Regions from separate parts of the Homo sapiens genome. Here region 2 is linked to region 1. Evidence: read pairs that join two places in POLR2A ChIA-PET (ENCODE). Cell type or tissue: HCT116. All regions are shown on one strand. Each heading gives the region's core, and the rest is flanking DNA. Links, peaks and the distances in the headings are about the cores only. Region 1 holds the start of PLEKHA4 (pleckstrin homology domain containing A4). Region 2 overlaps LOC107985340 (a long non-coding RNA gene).

What was found. ChIA-PET counts read pairs that join two places held together with the same protein. Peaks named below come from ENCODE experiments on the same cell type or tissue, not always from the same donor. Only the 100,000 strongest peaks of a DNase experiment are listed, where the experiment ranks them.
Region 2: POLR2A ChIA-PET joins it to region 1 with 5 read pairs; 3 of 35 experiments call an interaction of 5 or more read pairs at or near these places.

The regions. Positions count from the first base shown.
Region 1 is chr19:48,864,484-48,868,867 of GRCh38, forward strand. It overlaps PLEKHA4 (pleckstrin homology domain containing A4), which reads right to left and starts at 4,134. Exons shown (of 20, transcript NM_020904.3): 1 at 3,600-4,134; 2 at 3,054-3,143; 3 at 1,020-1,127. The coding sequence starts at 3,137. In HCT116, for the core only: no CTCF peak of the experiment used is centred there; no DNase peak of the experiment used is centred there; H3K4me3 peaks cover 1,102 bases; H3K27ac peaks cover 805 bases.
Region 2 is chr19:49,244,386-49,248,769 of GRCh38, forward strand. The region is part of intron 2 of LOC107985340 (a long non-coding RNA gene); the gene reads left to right. Among named protein-coding and RNA genes, the nearest start is that of MIR4324, 62 kb to the right of the region's middle. In HCT116, for the core only: no CTCF peak of the experiment used is centred there; no DNase peak of the experiment used is centred there.

The DNA of each region.
Region 1 (4,384 bases), core at 241-4,240:
CAGAGATAATTTTCCCTGACCAAATGTCAAATTGAAGTTCTCCTCTCTCAGCCACGTTCAAGCACATCATATTCCGTTTTTTTGTTTTTGTTTTTGAGACAGGGTCTCACTCTGTCACCCAGGCTGGTGTGCAGTGACATGAACACAGTTCACTGCAGCCTCAGCCTCCTGGGCTTCAGCAATCCTCCTGCCTTAGCCTCCCGAGTAGCTGGGACTATAGGCGCACACCACCACGCTCAGCTAGGTTTTGTGTGTGTGTGTATTTGTTGTTGAGATGAGGTTTCTTCATGTTGCCCAGGCTGGTCTAGAATTCCTAAGCTCAAGCGATCTTCCCGTCTTGGCCTCCCAAAATGCTGGGGTTACACCACTGAACCTGGACCCTATGTTACTTCTTCATAGCCCATCCTGCGATCTGAAATGACCAAGTCCATTTATTTATTTACTAATTTATTATCCACCCATGCTCCACCCAATCTGGAATGTAATATAAATACTTTTGTGTTATTTGCATGGTGTGTGCCCTGGGATTGGGAACACTGTAAGTGTTCAAGAAGTAGTCAAGAAAGAATGAATGAATGGGCCAGGCACGGTGGCTCACGCCTGTAATCCCAGCATTTTAGGGAGCCGAGGCGGGTGGATCACTTGAGGTCGGGAGTTTCAGACCGCCCTGGCCAACATGATAAAACCCCATCTCTACTAAAAATACAAATATTAGCTAGGCATGATGGTGCATGCCTGTAAGCCCAGCTACTCGGGAGGCTGAGGCACGAGAATTGCTTGAACTGGAGGCCAGAGGTTGCATTGAGCCGAGATCATACCACTGCCCTCCAGCCTGGGCGACAGAAAGAGACTCTGTCTTAAAAATAAATAAATAAACAAACAAACAAACAATGACGGACTAAGGGGAGGGGCAGTGATAGCAAGAAAAAGAAAGCCTATTTGGGGACTTGCAAGGAGAGAGACAGAGGACAGCCGGGGCACAGACTTCAGTGTCCTTTTCCTTCTCCTACTGACCCCACCTGCTTATGAAGCCAGCCTCGGATGTGCACGGGAAGGTTGGGATCCCTCCTGAGCGCATTGCCTCTCTTCCCAAAGGCGTGGATCTTGTTTACTGCCCGGGTGGGCTTCTGAGGAGAGAAGGGGACAGAAGTGAACAGGGAGAGCCTAGGATGGTCCTGGGAGGGGGTGAGGGTGGACACAGGCAACCGTAGGCTCTCGCTTGGCTGCCCTGAGAAATGGGTCAAGGACCAGCCGGGCGCAGTGGCTCACACCTGTAATCCCAGCACTTTCGGAGGCTGAGACGGGTGGATCACGAGGTCAGGAGATCGAGACCATCCTGGCTAACACGGTGAAACCCCGTCTCTACTAAAAATACAAAAAATTAGCCGGGCGTGGTGGCGGGCGCCTGTAGTCCCAGCTACTCGGGAGGCTGAGGCAGGAGAATGGCGAGAACCCGGGAGGAGGAGCTTGCAGTGAGCCGAGATCGCACCACTGCACTCCAGCCCGGGAGACAGAGTGAGACTCCGTCTCAAAGAAAAAAAAAAAAAGAAAGAAAGAAAAGGGTCAAGGTGGGGGCTGAAGTTGGAGATCAGAATTGGGAGGTGTTCTTATTGCAGAGTTAAGAGACTCTTTTTTTTTTGACAGGCTCTTTGGAGTGCAGTAGCCTAAACACTGCAGCCTTTACCTCCTGGACTCAGGTGATCCTCCAGCCTCAGCCTCCCATGTAGCTGGGACCACAGGCATGTCCCACCATGCCCAGCTAATTTTTTTACTTTTTGTAGGGGACGGGGGTCTCACTTTGTTGCCCAGGCTGGGAGAGACTCTTTTTTTCTTTTTCTTTTGAGACAGAGTCTCGCTCTGTCCCCCAGGCTGGAGCACACTGGCACCATCTTGGCTCACTGCAACCCCTGCCTCTCGGGTTCAAGTGATTCTCCTGCCTCAGCCTCCTGAGTAGCTGAGATTGCAGGCACGTGCCACCACGCCTGGCTAATTTTTGTATTTTTAGCAGAGACGCGGTTTCGCCATGTCAGTCAGGCTGCTCTTGAACTCCTGACCTCAGGTGATCCACCCGCCTCAGCCTCTTAAAGTGCTGGGATTATAGGCGTGAGCCACTGCGCCGGGCCGAGACTCTTTTTTTGATGGGCAGAGGGAGGTGTTCAGAGGCAAGGAAGAGGCTGTAGGGAAGCAATTTGGGGATCAAGCATCCACTGCCAAGAAGCAGATGCCCTTGGCCACCAGAGCCAGAGCTGTAGTAGGTCCTTTGGGATCTGAACTGGGACTATGGGCTGGGAGGGCCCCATAATCAGGGGGAACTCTCACGCTGAGTCTCCAGTGAATCAAAGGATGCCCTGGTGCCCTGCGGTCACACCCCTTAGCAACCAAGTACAAGGAGAGGAAGCCTCAAATCCCTCCATCCTGCCCGGATGGAGCCTCATCTCCTGATGCCCACAGATATCTCAGGCATCCTTAGCCAGGTCCCGACAATATGCCCTTCCTTGGAAGCGGTGGTACTGACCAAGGCTGAGATCAGATCTCTGGGCTCTGAACTTGAGAAACAATATGTGTGGAACGGCAGGAGGAAAAAGAAATGAGTGTCTCCCTAAGCTTTTGGCTGGGATGCCGATTTGGGATGCAAGTATCTGGAGGCCCCTTGGGTCTTATTGTCAGAGAAGGGTCTCTCCTTATAGGATTTCATTAGTGGGTAGATTGGATGGCGAGAGATAGGACAGCAAGTTCTGGCACTAATCAAGAGCAGCCACTACTTCTCAGAACTCGAGGGGCCTCATGGCTGGGGAGCGGCTTTATCTTAGCAACCAGGGTCAAGGGAGGTTGTTACTCTGGTTTAGAATTAGGAAAATACAAAGGGTGGGGACAGAGCTGGGAGTGCCTCTGAATTCCTAGCTGCGGTGTGTAGGCAATTTGGGACCTTACTATGTCTGGCAGACCCCGTTGCTAAGGATCTTTGTCCTTAACAACCAGAGTCCTTGGGGAAACAGAAGGATGGGCGGCCCAGAGCCCCACCTTCCTCCCCATCCCCGCCAGGAAGCTCAAACCTTGGGGCTCAGGCTGCTGAGCGAGGAGATGGTGGAGGCGCTGCTGGCCAGGCTCAGGCTGCTGCGAGGTCGGCTCCCCTCCATCAAGGGCTGGGGGAGAGAAAGAAAGGGGCTGTGTCTCTGCAGTGACGGGTGTGAGACAGAGATGGGGTCAGGGGCTTGGAGGTCGGAGGAGGCTGCAGAGAAAGAGCCTGTTGTTTCGGGACTTGGGGGGCTGGGGGAGGCCATGGCCCGTGACCACATACCAAGAGTGGTGCCAAGAGAGGTAGGCGGCCCTGGCAGCTGCGGGAGGGGGCAGCTGTCTGCAGCCCAGGCCAGAGAATAGGGGCTTCTTTATTCCTGCCCACTGCACTCAGGCCAGGAATTTGACCCTCTCTGTGCTTAGGGACTCCCCATTCCCTGCCTCCTTCCGGCTGCCCCAGGCTACCTGTCTCCCGCCCTCCCACATGCACCCCCAAACCACCCCTGCCAACTCCCCAAGCCAAGCCCTGCGGCACCAGGAATGTGAACCCAGAGAGCCCCTCCCAGCCCAGCCAGGGAACTTACCCAGCTCTGGGGTCCCAGTGACGGGGGGGCAAGAGGACGGTGTGGGTGCTGCGGCACCTAGGCAGTCTCCCGCCTCCTTTGTCTCTTAGCTGCTGTCTCTCATAGTTCTCAATCTCTCTCCTCACCTGCTCACTCACACTTTTTGTCTCTTTGTCTCCTGTCTCTTACGGTCTCTCTCTCTCTCTCTTCCTTTTACACTACCTCTCTCCCCACTCTCACTTTCTGTGTCTCCCTCTGATCTCTGTCTCTTCCAGTCTCTCTCTCACTCATTCTCTCCCTCTCTCTCTCTCTCCAATCTTTCTGTTTCTGTCCAAATCTTTTATTGTCAGACTCACAGGGTCTCTTCCTTAAGTCTCTGTCTCATTCTCTCTCTCTCTCTCTCTCTGTCTCTCAGTCATCCCCTGTGTCCTCTCTCCTTCACACTCAGTCTCTTCCTCTTTCTCTCTGGCTCTGCCGTTTCCTCCCTTTTCTCTTTCCGATTTCCCTTCTCACTTTCTCCCTTCCTCCCTCTCCCAGTTTCTCTTTCCTCTCTGCTGGTCTTTCCCTGCCTCTGCCAGCCGCCCACGCTGCTGTTCTCCCCTCCCAATCCCGGCTGTCCCCGCCCCTTCTGGCCTCCCCACTACAGCCTGACCTCTGGCTCAGCTGCCCCCATAGCTGAAGGGAGGGGCTTGGGCCCCCCAATTCCCAGGTCCCCTAAGGACCAAGGTTGGGACTTCTCAGTGTTTGGAGAGTTGGACTTGAGGCCTGCACTCCAGGGCCCCCGTGGGTTTGCTGCTGTGGTTGGG
Region 2 (4,384 bases), core at 193-4,192, 380 kb after region 1:
GCAGTGGCGATTCATAGGCATGGTCCTCATGGGCTACAGCCTCAGACTCAAACCTCAGCCTGAGTAGCTAGGACTCCATGGGTGCACTGCGCCGGGCTCAGCACCCCACAGTGGTGAGAGTTGTTACGGTGATTTAGTGTGGCCGTCGGTTACTCAGGTAGACTTGGTTTGTTGTCCTTGACTGCTGCACCGTCCTCCATAGCATGCATTTAAGATCCACATTTTATATTTGATTCCCTAAATAATGAGACAGCTTCTTGTAATCACAAACGTGATCCAAACATGATCACGATGAACCATCCGTTTCTAGGGTTTGTGTGAGAACTTTCCTATGCTTGGGAATGGAGTCACTGGCCCGTAAATCTGTGCTTAATTTTTTTTTTTTTTTTTTTGAGTCCAAGTCTCGCTCTCAGTCTCGCTTTGCCCAGGCTGCAGTGCAATGGCACGGTCTCAGCTCACTGCAACCTCCGTCTCCTGGGTTCAAGCAATTCTCCTGCCCCAGTCTCCTGAGTAGCTGGGATGACAGGTGTCTGCCACCACGCCCGGCTAATTTTTTGTATTTTTAGTAGAGACAGGGTTTCACCATGTGGGCCAGACTGGTCATGAACTCCTGACCTCATGATGCTCCTGCCTCAGCCTCCCAAAGTGCTGGGATTGCAGGTGTGAGCCACCGCGCCCGGCCTACTTCGCTTAATTAAATGCTGCAGACTTTCAGCTGTCTTCTGTTCTGGTTGGAAGCCATCTCAGTCAAAACATGGCAAAACCCCATCTCTACTAAAAATTTAAAAATACCCTGGCTCATTTTGCATTTTTAGTAGAGACGAGGTTTCACCATGTAGGTCAGGCTGGCCTTAAACTCCTGACCTCAGGTGATCCGCCTGCCTCGGCCCTCCCAAAGTGCTGGGATTACAGGTGTGAGCCACCGCACCTGGCCCCCATTGCAGTTTGAGAGGCTTTATATAATAAAGGGCAGAGCACTCAGGAGGCTGCTCCTCTAGGGCTGCAATGGTCCAGCATGATAGCTATTAGGCACACGTGGCTATTTTTCCTTTTTTTTTTTTTTTTTGGAGACAGAGTCTTGCTCTGTCACCCAGCCTGGAGTGCGGTGGCACGATCTCGGCTCACTGCAAGGTCCCGGGTTCACGCCATTCTCCTGCCTCAGCCTCCCGAGTAGCTGGGACTACAGGCACCCGCCACCACACCCGGCTCATTTTTTTGTATTTTTAGTAGAGACGGGGTTTCACTGTGTTAGCCAGGATGGTCTCGATCTCCTGACCCCGTGATCCGCCTGCCTCGGCCTCCCAAAGTGCTGGGATTACAGACATGAGCCAGCGTGCCTGGCCCCGGCTATTTTTTTTTTTCCTTTAGACAGTCTTGCTCTGTCACCCAGGCTGGAGTGCAGGGGCGTGATGACAGCTCACTGCAGCCTTGGCCTCCCGGGCCCAAGCGATCCTCACGCCCAGCATCTTGAGTAGCTGGGACCACAGGCATGTGCCACCATGACCAGCTAATTTTTTTTTTTTTTTTGTAGAGACACGGTCTCCTTATGTTGCCCAGACTAGTCTCAAACCCCTGAGCTCAAGCGATCTTCCTGTCTTGGCCTCCCAACGTGTTGGGATTACAGGCGTGAGCCACCACACCTGGCCAAAACTCAGTTTTTATTGAGCTATAATTTACAGACAACAAGCACAGATACTAAATGTATACTTTAATGAGTTTTGACAAATGACCCCTGTCACCAATGCCCCAATTTCCGTCACTCCAGAGAGTTACTTTGGGTTCCTTTCTCTTCACCCCAGAAGCAATGACTGATTTCCATCACTACATATAAGTCTGACCTGTTCTTGGGTTTCATAGATAATAGATTCACACAATACATAGACATTTGTGTCTGGCCTGTTACATTTAATATAGAACATCTTTGCTAAGCCCGAGGTCATAAAGATATTCTATGTTTTCTTCCGGAAGTTTCTAGTTTTGGCTTTTGAATTTAGGTCTTTGGTTCCTGTTAATTTGGGGTGGGGGTATGGTATGTGGCAGGAATATGTTTATATTTTTCTATATGGCTATACAGTAGTTCTAGCCCTGTTTGTTAAAAAGACTTTCCCTTACCCATTGAATTGCTGTGATATCTTTACTGAACATCAATTGGTCATATGTGTATAGGTGGATTTCTGTTCTGTTCTATTGATCTTTTGGTTTATCTTTAGGCTAATATAACACTGCCCTGACTACTGTAGCTTTATAGTAAATCTTGAAATTCGATAGTATGAGTCTCCAACGTGTTCTTTCTCAAGATTGTTTGGACTACTTTAGGTCTTTTGCATTTTTTTTTTTTTTTTTTTTTTGAGATGGAGTCTTGCTCCATTGCCCAGGCTGGAGTGCAGTGGTGTGATCTCAGGTCATTGCAACCTCCCTGCCTACTGAGTTCAAGCAATTCTCCTGCCTCAGCCTCCTAAGTGAAATTACAGGCACCCGATACCACGCCTGGCTAATTATTTTTTAGTAGAGATGGGGTTTCCTCATGTTGGCCAGGCTGGTCTCAAACTCCTGACCTCAGGTGATCCTCCTGCCTTGGCCTCCCAAAGTGCTGGGATGACCGGCATAAGCCACTACACCCGGCCGGTCCTTTGCATTTTCATGTACATTTTAGAATCAGCTTGTCAATTCCTCAACAAACCTGGCTGAGATCTGAATTGCCATTGTGTTGAATCTGTAGATCAATTTGGGGAGAACTGATATCTTGTTTTTTGAGACAGAGTCTTACTCTGTTACCCATGCAGGAGTGCAGTGGTGCGATCTCGGCTCACTGCAGCCTCTGCCTCGCAGGCTCAAGCGATTCTCCTACCTCAGCCTCCTGAGTAGCTGGGATTACAGGTGTGTACCACCATGCCCAGCTAATTTTTTTGTATTTTTAGTAGAGACAGGGTTTCACCATGTTGGCCAGGCTGGTCTCAAACTGCTGAGCTCAAGTAATCCACCCACCTCGGCCTCCCGAAGTGCTGGGATTACAGGCGTGAGCCACCACGCCCGGCCTACACCAATTCTTTGAATTCATAAACAAATATTTCCATTTATTTAGGTTTTTCTCTCAAAAATACCTTGTAGTTTTCAGTATAGAGATTTTTGAATATCTTTTGTTAAATATAGTCTTAGCATTTGATTTTTGAGGCTATTGTAAATGGTTTTGTTTTTAAAATTTCACTTAACTATGGTTTGTTGCTAGTATGCAGAAATGTGATTATTTTTGTATATTGGCTTTTATTTTTGTGACTTTCCTAAGTGCACTTATTCTAGTAGCTTTTTATTTTTGTAGATTCCCTAGGATTTCCTAATTACATGCTTATGACATCTGTGAATAAAGACAGTTTTACTTCTTCCTAGCCAGTTTCTATGCTTTTTATATCTTTTTCTTGCCTTCTTTCACTGGCTAGGAACTTCACTATAGTGTTGAACAGAAGTGGTGTAAAGGGATTTCCCTTCCCTGTTTTCAGTATTGGGGAAAGTATTCAGTATTTCATCATTTAGTATGATGTTAGCTGTAGCTTTTGTCATTGTTGTTAATATCCTTAACACAATGAATGATTCTCAACCGAGGGTGATTTCCCACCTCTTCCAGGGACATTTGGTAATGTCATATGACTTTTTTTTTTTTTTTTTTTTTTTTTTTTTTGAGACTGAGTCTCGCTCTATCACTCAGGCTGGAGTGCAGTGGCGTGATCTCGGCTCACTGCAAACTCCGCCTCCCGGGTTCACGCCATTCTCCTGCCTCAGCCTCCTGAGTAGCTGGGACTACAGGCGCCCGCCACCACGCCTGGCTAATTTTTTGTATTTTTAGTAGAGACAGGGTTTCACCATGTTAGCCAGGATGGTCTCGATCTCCTGACCTCATGATCCGCCCACCTCGGCCTCCCAAAGTGCTGGTATTACAGGCGTGAGCCACTGCACTTGGCCTGTCATGTGACATTTTTCATTGTCACAAACAGCTGAGTGGGGAGCGTTGATGCTGGCATCTTGAGGGTGAAGGCTAGGAACACTGCCAAGCATTCTAGGATGCACAGCACAGCCTCTCCCCACCCCAGCAAAGAATTTTCTGGGCAAAATCCCCATCATGTTCAGGTAGAGAATCTCTGCCCAGCACATGGAGGAAGTTCTGTTGTATTTCTAGTTTGTTGCAGGTTTTTTTTCCTCCAATAATAGGTGTTGAATTTTGTCAAATGGTTCTTCCCTTTAATCTATTAATGTAATAAGTTACATTAATTTCTGGGATAAAACCACTTGCTTATACTGTATCCACTTTGTTTGTGGATTAAATTTGCTAATATACTTTGAGACAGTCTCTCGTTCTGTCGCCCAGGCTGGAGGGCGTGATCTTAGCTCACTG